Linked DNA regions of Homo sapiens: region 2 is linked to region 1. The links are chromatin loops, found by intact Hi-C in ENCODE. Cell type or tissue: endothelial cell of umbilical vein. All regions are shown on one strand.

Region 1 (8,000 bases):
ATATTTATTCTTATGTTTCTTATTTTCTTCTATTTACATTAAATCTATACATTTCTCACTAATCATTACTGTAGCTAAGTTCCACTAATTTTTTTCTTTCTTTTTATTTATGTTGAAATGTTTTCAAATCTAAATGGTCCCATTGCTGTACTTGTATAACAGACCACCCCAAATAATAATAGTTTTGTTATGTTCACAAATTTTGTGGGCTAAGAATTCAGAAGGGGGATGGTGGTTATGACTTGATCTGGGGCCTCTCCTATGGGAAAACTTGAAGATTGGTAATGACTCGTCGTGTGATTGCCAGGAACTGGAATCATCTGAAGGCTCACTCACATATATGGCATAATGCTGGATATTAACTGGGACCTGCCTTTGGTCTTATTACCGTAACACCTATGTGAGACCTCACCATGTAGTATCTTGGCAGCATGGAGGCTGGATTCCAAGAGCAAAAGTGTCTAAAGAGAACCAGACCTAAAGACTTAGTGTTAACAGTAACATAGTACTCTTCCCTCATTAGTTAAAAGACTGCTTAGAATCAAGCAGAGAAAACACAGACTTCTGTTTCTTAATGAGGTGTCAGACAGAGTTACACTGTAAGAAGGGCATGTGGGATGGAAGGTATTTTTCTGGCCAGTTATGGAAAATTTAGTTCTGGGACCTATATAACCCCATGGGACCTAAATAACCCATAAGTTCTGGGTCCTAAATAACCCATGAGTTATTTAGAAACATGTTGTTTCCAGATATTTGGAGCTATTCTAGATATTCTTATTACTGTTGATATCTAGTTTCATTTCATTATTATTAGAGAAAATATCCTGTATGATTTTCTTCTTTTGATATTCATTGGGACCTTTTTATGGCTTTGCATATGGTCTATCTTGGTGACTGTTACTGTGCATTTCTGCGTGTCACGTTCTATAAATGTTAATGGTTCAAGGTATTTGAAAGCATTACACAAATTCTGTATATGCTTAGTGATTATTTTTCTAAGTTGTTCTATTAGTTGCCAAGGGATGGGTATTAAAATCTCTAGCTATGATTGTAGATTGGTCTGTTTCTCCCTTTAGTTCTGTCAGTTTTCTCTTTATGTATTTTTAGGCTATATTATTAGGTGCATATTCATGTAGTAATATTGTCTTTTTTATGGCTACTTTTATCTATAAAATGTTCCTTTTTAATTTGTGGTAATACTCTGAAGTGTACTGTGTTTAATAAAAATATAGTATATCTCAGCTTCCCTATGCTTATTGTTTACATGGCACTTCATTTTTCATCCTTTTACTTTCTTTTGATTAGAGCTGTATGGTATGTCTTTTTCCATTCTTTTGCTTTTAACCTACCTATATCATTGTATTTAAAGTGGATTTCTTATAGACAACACGTAGTTGGGCTTTGTTTTCATCTTTAACCAAACTGATAATTTGTCTTCTAAGTGATTTGTTTAAGCAATTTACATTTAATGTAACAATTAATATGCTTGAATTTAGGTCTACTGCTTTTCATTCCTCTGTTTCCCTTTCACACTTTCTATTGAATTATTCGTTTTTTAATACACCATTTTACTTTATTTTTTTTCTGATTGCCATAGGGATTATGATATACATAGCAAAGCTTTTTTACCTACTTAGAGTTCTTTGTTGTTTTTTTTTTCCTTGTAACTATATAGGTCCCTTTATCCCCATCTTGTGTATGTTATAGTTTTCATATGTATTTTGTCTGCATACATTGAAAACTGTATCAAACAAGGTTATAATTTTTGTTTTCAACAGTCAACCATATTTTAAACAGCTTAAGAGGAGAACAATAGTTTATTGTATATACTCAGTTGTGGTCTATTACAGCATATAAGTGTGTTTTGATTAAATTGTGAATTACCATTTTGATTATAAGGTATCCCTTTTCCTCAACTGTATTTAATAGATGTTTTAAATCAGCTAAGGTAGGGGCATAGTCAGTAAAAGTCAGCAATTAGTTTGCTGTGTTGATTTAGATGGAAAATACTGCTTTTTTTTTTCACTGTGGTAATTTGGACTCTTTAAATGAAGTGCCCAATAAAGATTTTTATTTCTATAACATGCTTTAGCTATATTTACAATTAGAGATTTTCTTAGTTTGTGTTTATTATTAGAATTTCCATTTAAAAATAATTTTTAACAAGCCATTTATGATTTATATGATAATATAGTTTCTTTTGGTGTTTTAAAAAATTCTAAAAGTAATAAGATTTGCATAGTGCCTATACTTTTAGATTCACTGTTTTTCCACACAAAGTCCATGTTTGTATTTTTCAGTAAATATGTATTCTAAAATAAACTAGGCACTTTTTATTTAGGCATAGTAAACCATGAATTCCTCTTTACTCCATCACTTAGAATTCCTATCTGAAGCATGATAGTAGGAGAGCCCTCTCCTGATAACAGTATATCTGTACTACAAGTATGCTAGTAAGGAACCCTACTAAAAACAGCTATTTTGAAGAAATAATGTACTTCTTTGGTAAGTATTAGGTATGTTTAAATAGGTACTAGTATGGAAAAGTTTTCTTAGATATGATTTTTTAAAAAAGAAACAAAAATGGACTGTTTTCTACAAATCACAGTGTAGATTTTATAAGAGTTAAAGTCAAAATATATTTGGAGCAAAAATAAAATAATTTTAGACATTGTTATTTCTGGCTGGCACAAATTATTCCCAAGTGGCACAAATGATTACTGAAATTTATTCAGCAAATATTTAGCATCTATTCTATGTCAGGCTTTGTTCTTAGCACTGGGTATGTATCTGTGGAAAGAATGAAGTCCCTGCTCTCAATGAGCTCATGTAGAGACAGAAAATAAAAGGGAAATTAAATGTAATAATTTCAAATAGTGATAAATGGTATTAAGACTGGGGATAGAGAGTATATGTGTGTGTTGCAGGGTAAAAGGGAGGTATACTTTCAGTTGGAGAGTCAAAGAAGCTCCCCTGAGAAGGTGACACTTGAGCTGAGACCTAAATGAACAGTCGGAGCCCACCATGCAGAAATGTTGCAAAGAGCCCTCTAAGTAGTGGGGATATCAGATGCAAAGCCACTCAACTAATAATAAGCTCGTACTATTTGAAGAAAAGGAAGTGACAAATGTGACTGGAACCTAGTGAAGGGTGGGAGAGAGAAGTGGTATGAAATGAGGATAAAGAGGAAGACTGGTGCCAATTTGTTAACTTAAAGGTTATGAATGAACTTTCGATTTTATGACTTTAAGGCAACACAGATCAAAAACAACTTGGTATCAAGCTGAATGTCAACTTTTTTTTTTTTTTAACCTTGGACATTTTATTCTAGCTTAATATTTTACCAATGTGTAATGGGTTGGTTGATTGATTAACTTAGGAACCACACAGATGTTCTTTGCCAAACATATTTATTTATTGTGGTAATGTCTGAGGAGTTTTATACCAGCTAATAAAGTGATTTATTTGAGGAAGAAGGTGAATGAGTATAACATATGTGATAGTTTTTAGCTGTTTAAAAAACAAACTTTTATATTTTATTTAAATGTTATTCTAACATTTTAGGAGATTTATACATTCTTGTTTATGCTTTCTTAGCAAGAAAGTTCTAAATTATTTTTGTCTCGTTAAATTTTCTCAATTACTCCATTTGAACAGAATTTTAATTTTCTTAGCTACCACATTAGTAACATACTTACATTGGGATTCTACTTCTGCTGAGCATCTATCTCTAATTAAGGCATTGTCAAAGAAAAAAGTTAAGTGAATGCCACTTTTTTCCATTAATGGCTGAGTTCCCAGAATGATTCACATTTTAGCCTATGATATCATCCTTATTTAAGTATTTAGACAGACAAATAAACACAGAAATAGCAGAGTAAAATGAAAAGGGAAGTAGAACAATTCAGAAGGGTAATAGGCTCATTTGAATTTTAAAGTGAGTGTTGTATTTTTGATATTTTGATTTAGAACTTCACTGTGATTTTAGTGACAGTTTGACTACAATTTGAGGTTTCATTTTGTCTGACAATGACTATTTGGAAAGCACCTACTCTCATTTTCAGAGTAATGAAAATGAGTAACTCAAAACTAGTTAAGAAGCTAGTTTTGAGAAGGGATTCTGGGAGGAGGAAGGTTTGAATGCTTTCTGCCTTCTCTCCCCTTCTGATTCTAATTTATCTACCTTTCTAGAGCCACACAGCTTCTGGGGTCAGAAGGCATATGGGGTTGTGAGATAATTTATGCTTATTGGAGTCCTAGTATAGAGGTGGTGCAAGATTTTATCTTTTCTGCAGCAGTTGAAAGCCTGGATAAAGAGCAATGAAGGAAAAGCTCAGTCTGCAAAAATCTGCCCTCCTCATAGGTTTATGTCATAAAATGTAATTCTCAGACAATAATGCAATATTAATTAGAATTCCAAAAGGATTTTTTAAGGATAATTATTTGAAAATAGTTTCAAGTTTACTAAATTTTTTGATAAATTTATTGGATAATCAAGAACAATAGATGCCTGAGAATAGCTAGGACAAGTATGAAAACACAGACTAGAGTAATGATAGGAGAGGGGAACTTACCTTACACAACTTCAAAATATGCTCTAAAACCACTATAATATGATTAACGTTATATACTAACTTAATAATTAACTTAATAGATACTAAATAGAAACTAACTTAATAGATAAAGAGATTAGTGGAACAAAATAGAGCCTTTCTCAACTAAAGCTCTTCAGCTGAATCACAAGACATAGAAAATTATTTGAGTGACTGTTCCCCCGCCCACTGCATGTATGATATAGAACGAGCACCATTCTAGATGTATTAGAGGGAAGTCAGTTCATTATATATAGCATATGTCTTACAGAAATCAGGGTTAGAGAGACTAGATAATGCAGAACTATAAAATATATGGCAAAGATAAAATTTCACTGTTTGCTGAGAAGGGTGTCTTCCTCCTTTCCTCCCTTTCTCTCTCCTTCTTTTAATAGCACAAGCACAATTGACTATCATATGGGATAAAATGAATTTGAATCCTTAGGTTACTCCATGTATGAAATTCCCCCAAAATTCAAGGCTTAGGTGTAAAAATGAAAACAAAAGTCTTAAAAGAAAATCTGGGCTACTATATATAAAAAATGTATGGATTGGCAGGAGCTTCTTAAGCAAATCTAGAGACCCAGAAATTTAAATTTTTTTTTAAAAAGACATTATATCAAATGTAGAGTCTTTTGTCCAGTAAAAAAAAAAAAAAAAAAAACCCTTAAGTACATAATAACGTAATATCAATATTCAAAATAGACTTGGAAGAAAATACCTGAAATATATGCAACAAATATTTGTCAATAATAGACAAAGTACTCTTTTAAACAAGAAAAAAATTGAAATGACAATAGGAAAAAATAATAGCAAATGACATCAGTCAGCAATTCCACTTATGTGGAGTTTTAGAACAGGCAAAAGAAATCAATGTTGATAGTCTCACTCAGTAGTTGCTTGGGAAGGTTACGGGAGTTGCTCGTGAAGGGGCATGATGGAATTTTCCAAGGAAAAGGAATGTTCTGTATCATTGTGGAGATGGTGGTTGCATTGTAAAAAGTAATTGAACTATACACCTAAAATGTGTGTAGTTCAATATAGTTTATATATGTAAATTATACCTCAATAAAGTTGGTTTTAAAACTTCAATTGATACTCTTAAATGGTAACATTTTAATGTATGTCAGCACCTACTGCTATTACTGCTGTGGGCAAAAGGATATTTTCCTACCTTTCCTGTAGAAAGGTAAATTTTTACAACTTTTATGGAAGCAACTTTGAGACATCTATTAAGACAAAAATTGTACCTTTTAATCCAACCTGTTTCTTGACTCTTTTCCATAGGAATAAAAGTTCCAGTAGATAAAAACACGTATGCATATGTTTAATGAAGCATATTTCTTAGTGGCTAAAAGCTGGGTACCAAATTAATTCCCATTATTAGGGGAATGGCTGATTAAATTGCAGAATATGCTTATCATAGGATATAATATAGCCATTAAAAGGGTAAGTTAGAACTGTAACTGATGAAAGGATTTCCATGAGATATTGTTGAAGGAAAAAAGCATGATGCACATAATAGAATCAGATAGACTACTTTATTTTTGAAAAGAAATAGTGTGCCAAGAAATAGCCTGTAAATATGCATATTTTAATTTATAAGAATAACATTGAAGGATATATTTCAGATCATTTACACAGTTTACCGAATGTAAAGGACAAGATGTGTGAGGGAGTTGGAGAGAAGAGGAGGAATGTAGAGATGGGTAAAAAATGAATAAGATTGACATGAAAAACATCTAAACAATGTATATATATATAATCTCATATTTAAAAAATTTTATGTATCTGCATAAACTTAGGGAAAACATTTAAGTTTTTATGTACTGACTTTCAGAGGTATTCATCATATCCATTTAAATTTTAGAAAATGTGTTACAAAGTAATGTTTATATGATTCTATTTGAGTAAATAAAAGATCCCCGTATATGAATTTTTGTTAAATTTTAGTCAGTTCAACTTTCTTGTTTCCAGGTTTTTTTTTTAGTTTCTCTGAGAAACTTTCCAAATATAACCTTGACGTTCAAGCCCCTTAAGTGGATGTCCATTTATTTTGGGGTGGTATGATCAATATTGAAAAATGGTGTAATTTTGTTCCCTTCCAGCACCACCCACTGGTCCTAAAGATTGTATGCATCCCAAGGCCAATGACAATTGAATATTTCTAGCTCCTTGAATATGCTGAGGTTCTACTTGGGTTTTTCACTAGAGAAGAAGTACAAAAGCATGTTCAGGTCTCACCTGTTGTCTTTTAGCCGTCTATTTTTGTTTTTCAATTTAGCTGCACATTTCATGCTTTTACTTTACTAACTTTGGTGGGTGACAGTATACAGCTAAATTTGAGATGGCAAAGTAGAGGAGGTATTGGTGTGGAAAGAATCCTGTGTCTGGGTTCATCAAAGGGAAATATTACTTGTCATTGGTTTAGAGTTCTTTCAAATTACTATAGGCACTTTTGTCACTGGCTATGTTTTCTTTGCCACTCTGTTTCTCATCATTACGTGAGGAGAAAGCAGGGCATGCCAAGGGATAAGGATTATCTTCTGTGCAACTCTTCCGTTTTTCATATTTGGAAAACATTTGTTCTCTGTGTTTATCTAATATAGCCCCCATCCCTCTCTGTGTTTGCCCACAGAAATCTCTAAGGTTTTTTTTTGTTCCCCTTTCATTTACATCTACCAACATAATACTTGAATACAGGACCCCCTTTACTCCATTACAGTTTGGAATATCTTGATGGTGTGTGTGCCTGTGCACGTATGTGTGTGTATTTTTTTTAACCAACATAGTATCCCAGAGCATGAATATACAATGAATGGATTAAGATTCACTGGTACTGTAACTGTTCTCCCTCTTAAAAGATGGAGGGAGTAGGTAAAGAGGATATGAACTGGCATTAGTAGATTTTAATGGATTAGATACAAGTATGGGATAGTTAATACAATATACATGAGAGTAGTTTTAATATGCATTTAACTTATAAAACTTAGAAGAAATTGAAATCATTTATTCAAAACACTATTATTTTGGTAATTAAAGCATCCATTTTCATATTCCCTTTTCCTTTCTTTTTTTTTGGGGGGGGGCGGTTGTTAAACAGATCATATACTCCTATGAAAGGAGGAATCTCCAATGTATGGTTTGACAGATTTAAAATAACCAATGACTGCCCAGAACACCTTGAATCAATTGATGTCATGTGTCAAGTGCTTACTGATTTGATTGATGAAGAAGTAAAAAGTGGCATCAAGAAGAACAGGATATTAATAGGTAAGACCTTTAAATGTTGGTAATTTATCACTGTTCACTTTTGTCTAATTCTATACATCAAATCTTACTTGGAACATTATTTAGAAGCACTTGTATATCATTCGATGCATTCATAGTTTCAGATAAACTTTACAT
Region 2 (8,000 bases), 880 kb before region 1:
TTACCATTTGCACTTGCCCTTGACTTTCTTTTTTTCTACTTCAGTGATCACAGTATTTGTAAGTCTGGGACAAGGTCAAAAATTGCTTGAGACTTAAGCCAAAGTGATTTTGCTCTAAAAGTAATTTGTTTCTAGAACACCCTGCCCCATGCCATCAATACCCTGACATATTTCTTTCTTTTAAAAATGTGTGTTTTCATGTTGATTGCATATTTATGGAAAAACAGACTCCTTTTTAAAAATTTTGCTTGAGTTTGCATCTGAATAACTATGAAAGTACTACACTGTTTGAGATTGGATCAGTTACTGATATAAAGCATATTTCTTGGCTGGATGCGGTGGCTCATGCCTGTAATCCCAGCACTTTGGGAGGCCAAGGTGGGCGGATCACGAGGTCAGGAGTTCGAGACCAGCCTGGCCAACATGGTGAAACACTGTCTCTACTAAAAATACAAAAATTAACTGGGCATGGTGGCACCCACCTGTAATCCCAGCTAATCAGGAGGCTGAGGTGGGAGAATCTCTTGAACCCGGGAGGCAGAGGGTGCAGTGAGCCGAGATTGTGCCACTGCACTCCAGCCTGGGTGACAGAGAGAGACTCCATCTCAAAAAAAAAAAAAAAAAAAAAAAAAACATATTTATTAAGTGCCTGTTTCTACCAGGTGTTATCCTTGTTGTGTCCTTTAAAATCTTACAATTAAGATGGACAAATGACTTCAAGTAAATAAGTAAGCAAGATTAACTTGATAGTAGGCAAATTCTAAATTAGTATGTCAAGTACACGTTAACATTAGTTACACCAGCTCTAACAAGATGTACATTAAGTGGCTACCCCTGTGTGAAGGGAATTTCAGAGTAACGGTGTACTATTTATTTAGAGCATAGATCATTATATCTATGTATGTTACTTGAAATAGGTGAACTTTTAAGGTAGATCAAGGGAAGGCAGGGTGGCAAAGGTGAGCATAGATTTGATGTGCCAAAGTGCTATTCAGAAATGAATCATTGATGAGCTAAATAAAGGAAGAGATTAAGAAAGTAGAAAGTAATATTTGCCATTTTTTCTTATATTTAACCTTGTCCTAGCACCATAGCTATTGTACTCTTTCCTCATAGGTGTTCCTTCTCTCATCATAAAATGGAACAAAAGAAATCTTATTGTTTTCCCTTCCCTGGGCTGTAATGATATTCAGAGCACAGATTTTTAAATTCAATATTCCTAATATTGTGAAGTCTCTAAAATTGGAGGCCACCCACATATAAACTAGATTTCACTGGCAGCCATCTATCAGGATACCAATTTGGAAACACCTTCATTTTAATGACTTCAATTCTTTTTCCCAGTTATATGTGTTATTCAGTTTTGACATTAAAGTCTTATGTTCAATAATCAAAAGAGGCAGGAGTTTTATATTAAATATGGATAGAATTGTAATAATATAACATAGGTTATATACATTGAGCCCATTATAGTTAACCATACTTTAGGAGTGGTTTTGGTGTTTGGTTTTGTTTTCTCCTAATGTACACATGACTTGGGAATTTATTTTAAAGAACTTTTTTAAAAAATAATTGTTATAGAAATTTCATATTTCTTCAAGGTATAAGAAACAGACATTGTGATAAATGTTTTTTAACTGTGATAGGGCCCGAACAAGTCATTTTTCTTTTTCTTTCTTTCTTTTTTTTTTGAGACAAAGTCTTGCTCTGTTGCCCAGGCAGGAGTGCAGTGGAGCAATCTCAGCTCATTGCAACTTCCGCCTCCTGGGTTCAAGCGATTCTCCTGTCTCAGCCTCCCGAGTAGCTGGGATTACAGGCGTGCACCACCATGCCCAGCTAATTTTTGTATTTTTAGTAGAGACAGGGTTTCACCATGTTGATCAGGCTGGTCACGAACTCCTGACCTCAGGTGATCCGCCTGCCTCGGCCTCCCAAAGTGCTGGGATTACAGGCATGACCCACCATGCCCAGCCGAACAAGTCATTTTTCTTAGAGTCTTTTCTGCATTAGAATTTTATTATCAAAGCAATAGGAGCACAGTATGAAAACTGAATTTATGGTTAAATAAAATAACCACTGCCCTTTTCCATTCTTCTCTATACCTTGGCAACTCTTAGTACTTTCTTCTGGTATTTACCTCCATATCTTAAATAATATTTACACTATTTCTTTATCAGTACTAGATACTATCTTTCATGGAAGATAAAGTTGGTTTTCCTCACACCTCTCCACATTCTGTCCTTCCAACATAGTATATTAAAATTTCTTACACTAGATTGAATACTAGTATTCAATGTGAATATTGTTCACTGCTGAGCAAAATAATATACAATAATAATACTTACTTTCTTCAGCTTTGTTACAATTTTTATTTTTCCTGGAGTTATCACTTGCCTTTTTTTTCCTTTAGTTTTGTATATGCCAAAATCCTTCCATACTCTTCAAAAGAACTGTTAAGCCCTTCTCAGTAGTATATTTCTTGTGATCATCCTGCTGCTACTCTCTAAACTGGTTGTTCTTTACCTGCTGTGCACTGTCATTTTGCAACATTGCTTTATCCCCTTCCTGGGAATTCCATTTGCCTCTCGCCTCTCTCCTATGCAGTATCCTCTGTTTTTTCGGACTAAACGTCTTATTTTCTCTTGGCCTTCTCCTGCATTTTAGTGATGGCACAGTTTTCAGCTTTCTGGGAGAGAGTATAGGTGTCCTTATTTTTTATTGATATGTTGGCCCGATAGATGGCTTCCAATATTTGGAAAAGGGTTTTTGCAGATGCAGTTAAATTAATGATCTTGAGATGAAGGAGGTAATCTCGAATTATTCGGGTAGGCCCTAAGACCAGTGACAAGTGTTCTTAGACACATAGGAGAAATTTGACAGACAGAATCGGAGCAGGCAGTGTGACCATGGAGGAATAGGTGGGAGTGATGTGGCTGCAAGTCAAAGAATGCCAAGAAACACCAGAAGCTGGAGGAGACAGCAAGGGATGGGTTCTCCCCTGAAGCCCCAAGAGGGAGTGAGGCTTTGCCAGATATGGGCATCGGGCCTCCACAACTGTGAGAGAGTAAATTGCTATTGTTTTCAGCTACCTAGTTTGTAGCAATTTGTTATGGCAGCCACAGGAAACTAATAGAACATAGATGTCCATGTTGGAAAGTAATTTTCTCTCAGAAGTTTGAGAGAAATTTTTTCTTTCTTTCTTTTTTCTTTTTTTTTTTTTTAGCCATTGAGCGGTTCAGTGCTGCTCTGCTCGTTTTGATTCTTTTCTTTTTGGAACCTTTTAAGACCTTCTCTATCCCCGTTCTTAAAACATTTGTAGTGAATAATTGGTAGTCACTAATTTTATTTTATTTATATTTTTGTGAGATAGGGCTATGAAAAAAGATACTGTTAGTGGATGTGAGAAGACATAAAAAAAGAATGATTCTTAGCCAATAAATAGAACTTTGGGGTAAAATGTTGAATGTTAAATTCAGTGGAGATTTGGTTCTATGGAATGAATCAGATCACCACATATTTCATTTAGAAACAAGAAGAGGAACCTTCTTTGCCAAATTGTTTTAGTAGCTGTTCTGGGTGGTACATATATTGCTCACGAAATTAGAAAATCGTAAAGTTGGAAAAATTGTGATGTGGGGATAGTCATAGGAAATGTGACTCAGGAGGAAAGTACTTTAGAAGAATATAAGAAACTTAGCTTTGATTTTTAAAATGGCATGAAGTAAACATGGTAAGGGGGAAAAAGCCTGCCAGTTCTGTAATTTTTCAGATTCCTTATAGTTTTCTTTCCTGTTTTCTTCCATGGAAGTTGGAATGTAGGATGTTTGCTAATGAGTGGGGAGTTAGAAAAAGGGATTCTGAGGAAGTAGGTTGGCATTAGATTTGAAGTGTCCTATCTTGAGGAATCTGGACTTTATTCCTTACGCATTTGGAGGCCAATGCCATAAGGTAAGTGATCTGGTCAGATTTGATTTTTCTGTCTTTCTCTTTTGATTTATTTCAGCTTTTATTTTAGACTAAGGAGGTACATGTAGAGGTTTGTTACAAGAGTAATATTGTGCAGTGCTGAAGTTTGGGGAATGATTGAATCTGTTGCTCAGTTAGTGAAGATTTCATTATTTTTAAGGAAAAGAAAGGGCTGAAGGATGGTCAGAAGACCAATTAGTGGAAGACAATTGCCATAATTAAAGCAAGGGGAGAGAACGTGAACTAAGATTGTGTGGGGTAAATTGGGTTGGGGTGAAGGGAAAAGAAGAATCAGATTGGAGAGGCAATTTTAAGGTATAGATTGACTTGATTTGTGATTAACATGATGTAGAGGGATATGGGAGAGGGAGGATTTATTAATAACTCAGAGGTTTACAACTTGGGAGACTCAGAAATGGTGACAGCTTTCACCAAAATAGAGAATATAAAATATGGAACATGTCTGAGAGGTAAAGATTTTTGGAGGCAGTGACTGCTCCAGGTTATAATCAGAAATGAGAAGGATGACAGTAAAGATCAGGTTAACAGCAGCAGTGTGGCAGAAGCATTTGGTTAGTGCGGGAAATAGCATGGCCAGAAACAAGGAGGCAACCAGAATAGCAGAGTATGGTGAGGCCACCTGGGGCAGGCACTAATGAGTCCTGTATGTCTTAGTAGGGTTCCTGAATCTTTAAGAATGATTAACTTGTTTACTGAGTCAGGGAAGATGAATAGTCTATTTTAGAGAGTTTTCCACATGAATAAATGTAATATCTTCTAGGTTTAGATAACTAATTTTCAGTTATTTGGAAGGAATTCCCTAATCCAGAAGCTGTAATTCTTCGATCAAATACAGGAAGCATCATCCCAATTACATACCAACATGTGGCAAGGCATATTGACCAATATCTTGATGTTGACCCCGAGTGATTTTTATTTTATTTTATTTTATTTTATTTTATTTTATTTTATGTTTTGTTATTTTATTATTTTTAAAGAGATGGAATCTTGCTATGCTGCCCAGCCTGGTCTCGAACTCCTGGGTTCAAGTGATCCACCCACCTAGGCCTCCCAAAGTGCTGGGATTACAGGCATGAGCCACCATGCCTGGTGACCCTGAGTGATTTTTAAAAATATTACATTGTATTTAGAACACTGTTTAAGGAAGCAACAAAAACATATTTTTTAAGTAAAGTTTTATAAAAAAATTAAGCTTTAACTCTTAAAGGATTAATACCTCTGTTCCTCTATTCAAAACATGTTCTTATCTAGAGTGATTTGTTTCTCAGTATGTTAATCAAGATTTTATTAATGTAGAGGCATTAATTTTTTTTCTTAGCTTTCAAAGTTGTAATTATTCCTTTTAATGTTTTCTTGAAAAGCCAACTAAAATTCAATCAGATTTCTTGGAATGTAATTCTGTTACTCTAAAGGCCGACAGAAGCGGATGTGATGTTAAATCTGTGAGTCTCTAAGGAGAATATATTGGCTGCTCTTAGGAAAGCATTGGCTTTACTTGTACTCTTGAATTACAGACTTTCTACAAGGTTTTCATTTATTTGAAATTGCCAATATATCAATTTCAGGTTTTTTTTTAATAATGAAACTGAAATTATAATTTTATAGTAAGGGAAAATGCTAGCTGGTTTCTGTTAGAAAATGATTTTTTGGCGGGACATGGTGGCTCACATCTGTAATCTCAGCACTTTGGGAGGCCGAGGCAGGCTGATCACAAGGTCAGGAGATCGAAACCATCCTGGCCAACATGGTGAAACCCCGTCTCTACTAAAAAATACAAAAATTAGCCAGGCGTGGTGGTAGGGGCCTGTAATCCCAGCTACTTGGGAGGCTGAGGCAGGAGAATCGCTTGAACCTGGGAGATGGAGGTAGCAGTGTGCTGAGATTGCGCCACTGCACTCCAGCCTGGTGACAGAGAAAGGCTCCATCTCAAAAAAAAAAAAAAAAAAAGAAAGAAAGTGATTTCCTTAGTGATTGCTAGACAATAATTTTTAATAGAAGTCCCTAGGAAAAAGAGTTACTGGAAGAGTCCAGGTATTTATTTTTTCTGATTTTGTGGTATGAGCACTTTAAATGTCATACATAGAGGTAAGGTAGGGTACTCCTCTATTTCTCATTTATTTGTCATAAATGGCAACCTTGTAATTTCTTCATAGGTAAATAATTAGTGGTGAGAATGCTTTTGAAATACCTGGCTTCTTTGGTATCTTACAACTTAGACCCAGACTCCAAATTGCTATGTACTTTTAAAAATGTGCATTTCTTCTGGTTCTTAGATCTGCTGAATTCTTGCTTCTAAAGACAGAAGCCTAGGAAAGGAGGACTTCCTCACCCAGGTCCCTTGGTGGGCCTCTGGCTATTTTCATTATTTACTTTTGGTTTTTCTAAGGCAGGATCTCACTCTGTCGCCCAGGTGGGAGTGCAGTGTCACGATCTTGGCTTACTGCAACCTCTGCCTCCCAGGTTCAAGCAATTCTCATGCCCCAGCCTCTTGAGTAGCTGAGATTACAGGCGCATGCCACCGCACCTGGCTTTATTTTTTTATTATTTTATTTTTTTTTTTTTGTATTTTTAGTAGAGATGGGGTTTTACCATGTTGGCCAGGCTGGTCTCCTCGAACTCCTGGCCTCAAGTGATCCTCCGACCTGGGCCTCCCAAAGTGCTGGGATTACAGGCTTGAGCCACCGTGCCTGGCCAGGATTTAGCTTTTAAATCAAGTTGGGGTGTGGAAGGCAGGCAAGGAGGTAGAGAAAGATGCTGTCCTTAGATTGCCTCTGCATTGCAGGACAACAGTGTTTTACTCTCACGTAAAGCTCTCTAACAGGAATGTGTGGAATCCTAATTTTGTAAATAATTCAGCTTAATGTTTGTTTACTGAAAATGCCTAAATAGAGCTTAGGCAAAAGTGAGACTCCATGTTTGAAATGAGAACAAGCAGGATTATACATATTACTGTTGATGGGAATGGTTTTAAGCCAGTTTCCCATTGTATTTATGTCTTTTAAAATATGCTATTTAGTTTTCATGTAGGGTGGTTTCTGATTTGAACAACAGTTTTAATCAAAATGAACTTAGGTTTGGCAATATGGCACATGCAGCATTTTGACTTATGGAAAATATGGATATTAGTGAAGAATAAGAACTAGTTATTACAGAACTGCTGTAGAAATCTTTAGTTACTGTTAACTTAAAATTAATGGTGCCATACATCTTTTTGCCCCTATATGAATAAATGTGCTATTTGAAGTGGCTGCCTGTATTGGATTTTCTTTAGTGAGGCTGAGGCTTTAAAAAAAAATTATCCTGCACAGATGAGTCTATGCATTTGACTTTTAAAAATGCATTATATTAAGACATCAGTCTTACATGTTAGCACCTATAATGCATTTTTAAAAGTCAGAATAATATTTTATTGCATCTTGGTAAAAATTACCATTTTTGAGTAGTAGGCAGTTGAGACCATTTGTGGGGATATATAACACATAGTACTAAAGCCACAGATTCTAGAACCAGACTGCCTGAGTTCAAAATGCCTGTTATATATAGTAGTAATAACAGTCCCTACCTCATAGGGATGTTGTGAGAGTCAATTAAGTTAATATACATAAAGCACTTAGAATGATGCTTAACACATAGTAAGTGCTGTATAAATGTTTGCAATAATTTTTATTTTCCATTGCATGCCATCAAAACGAGTTCCCTATATTGGTGCTTATTTTTTCTCTAAAAATTGTAGTCAAAGATGAATTCCAAAGTTGGAAACCAATTTGAAGGGGAACTCTTACTACTTTTTATCTGAATTATTGAATAATCCAAAAACCTTCCAATAATTTGATTAAAATTATGTTTAGATTTGGATATTCTCACTCACGTTAGGTGTGATGGCTCTAGTAATGCATAATTCTTAGAAAATATAAAACTAGATTTGAAGGAACTAGAAATGTGTCCACTTTCTCTTGTTCCCCATTTCCACTTATGGTTGAACTAACTGTATTACTTACAAGAATTTACTTATT

The links. Hi-C counts contacts between places; a loop is a spot of excess contacts. Peaks named below come from ENCODE experiments on the same cell type or tissue, not always from the same donor. Only the 100,000 strongest peaks of a DNase experiment are listed, where the experiment ranks them.
Region 2: it touches region 1 in a loop (2.5-fold over the local background); 2 of 110 quality-filtered maps call a loop at or near these places.

What each region holds. Positions count from the first base shown.
Region 1 is chr1:219,185,387-219,193,386 of GRCh38, forward strand. It overlaps LYPLAL1 (lysophospholipase like 1), which reads left to right. Exons shown (of 5, transcript NM_138794.5): 3 at 7,696-7,865. Among named protein-coding and RNA genes, the nearest start is that of LYPLAL1, 16 kb to the left of the region's middle. In endothelial cell of umbilical vein, no CTCF peak of the experiment used is centred here; DNase peaks (open chromatin) are centred at 3,205 and 3,805; H3K27ac peaks cover 2,005 bases.
Region 2 is chr1:218,309,076-218,317,075 of GRCh38, forward strand. The region is part of intron 4 of RRP15 (ribosomal RNA processing 15 homolog); the gene reads left to right. Among named protein-coding and RNA genes, the nearest start is that of RRP15, 28 kb to the left of the region's middle. In endothelial cell of umbilical vein, no CTCF peak of the experiment used is centred here; a DNase peak (open chromatin) is centred at 3,696; H3K27ac peaks cover 2,133 bases.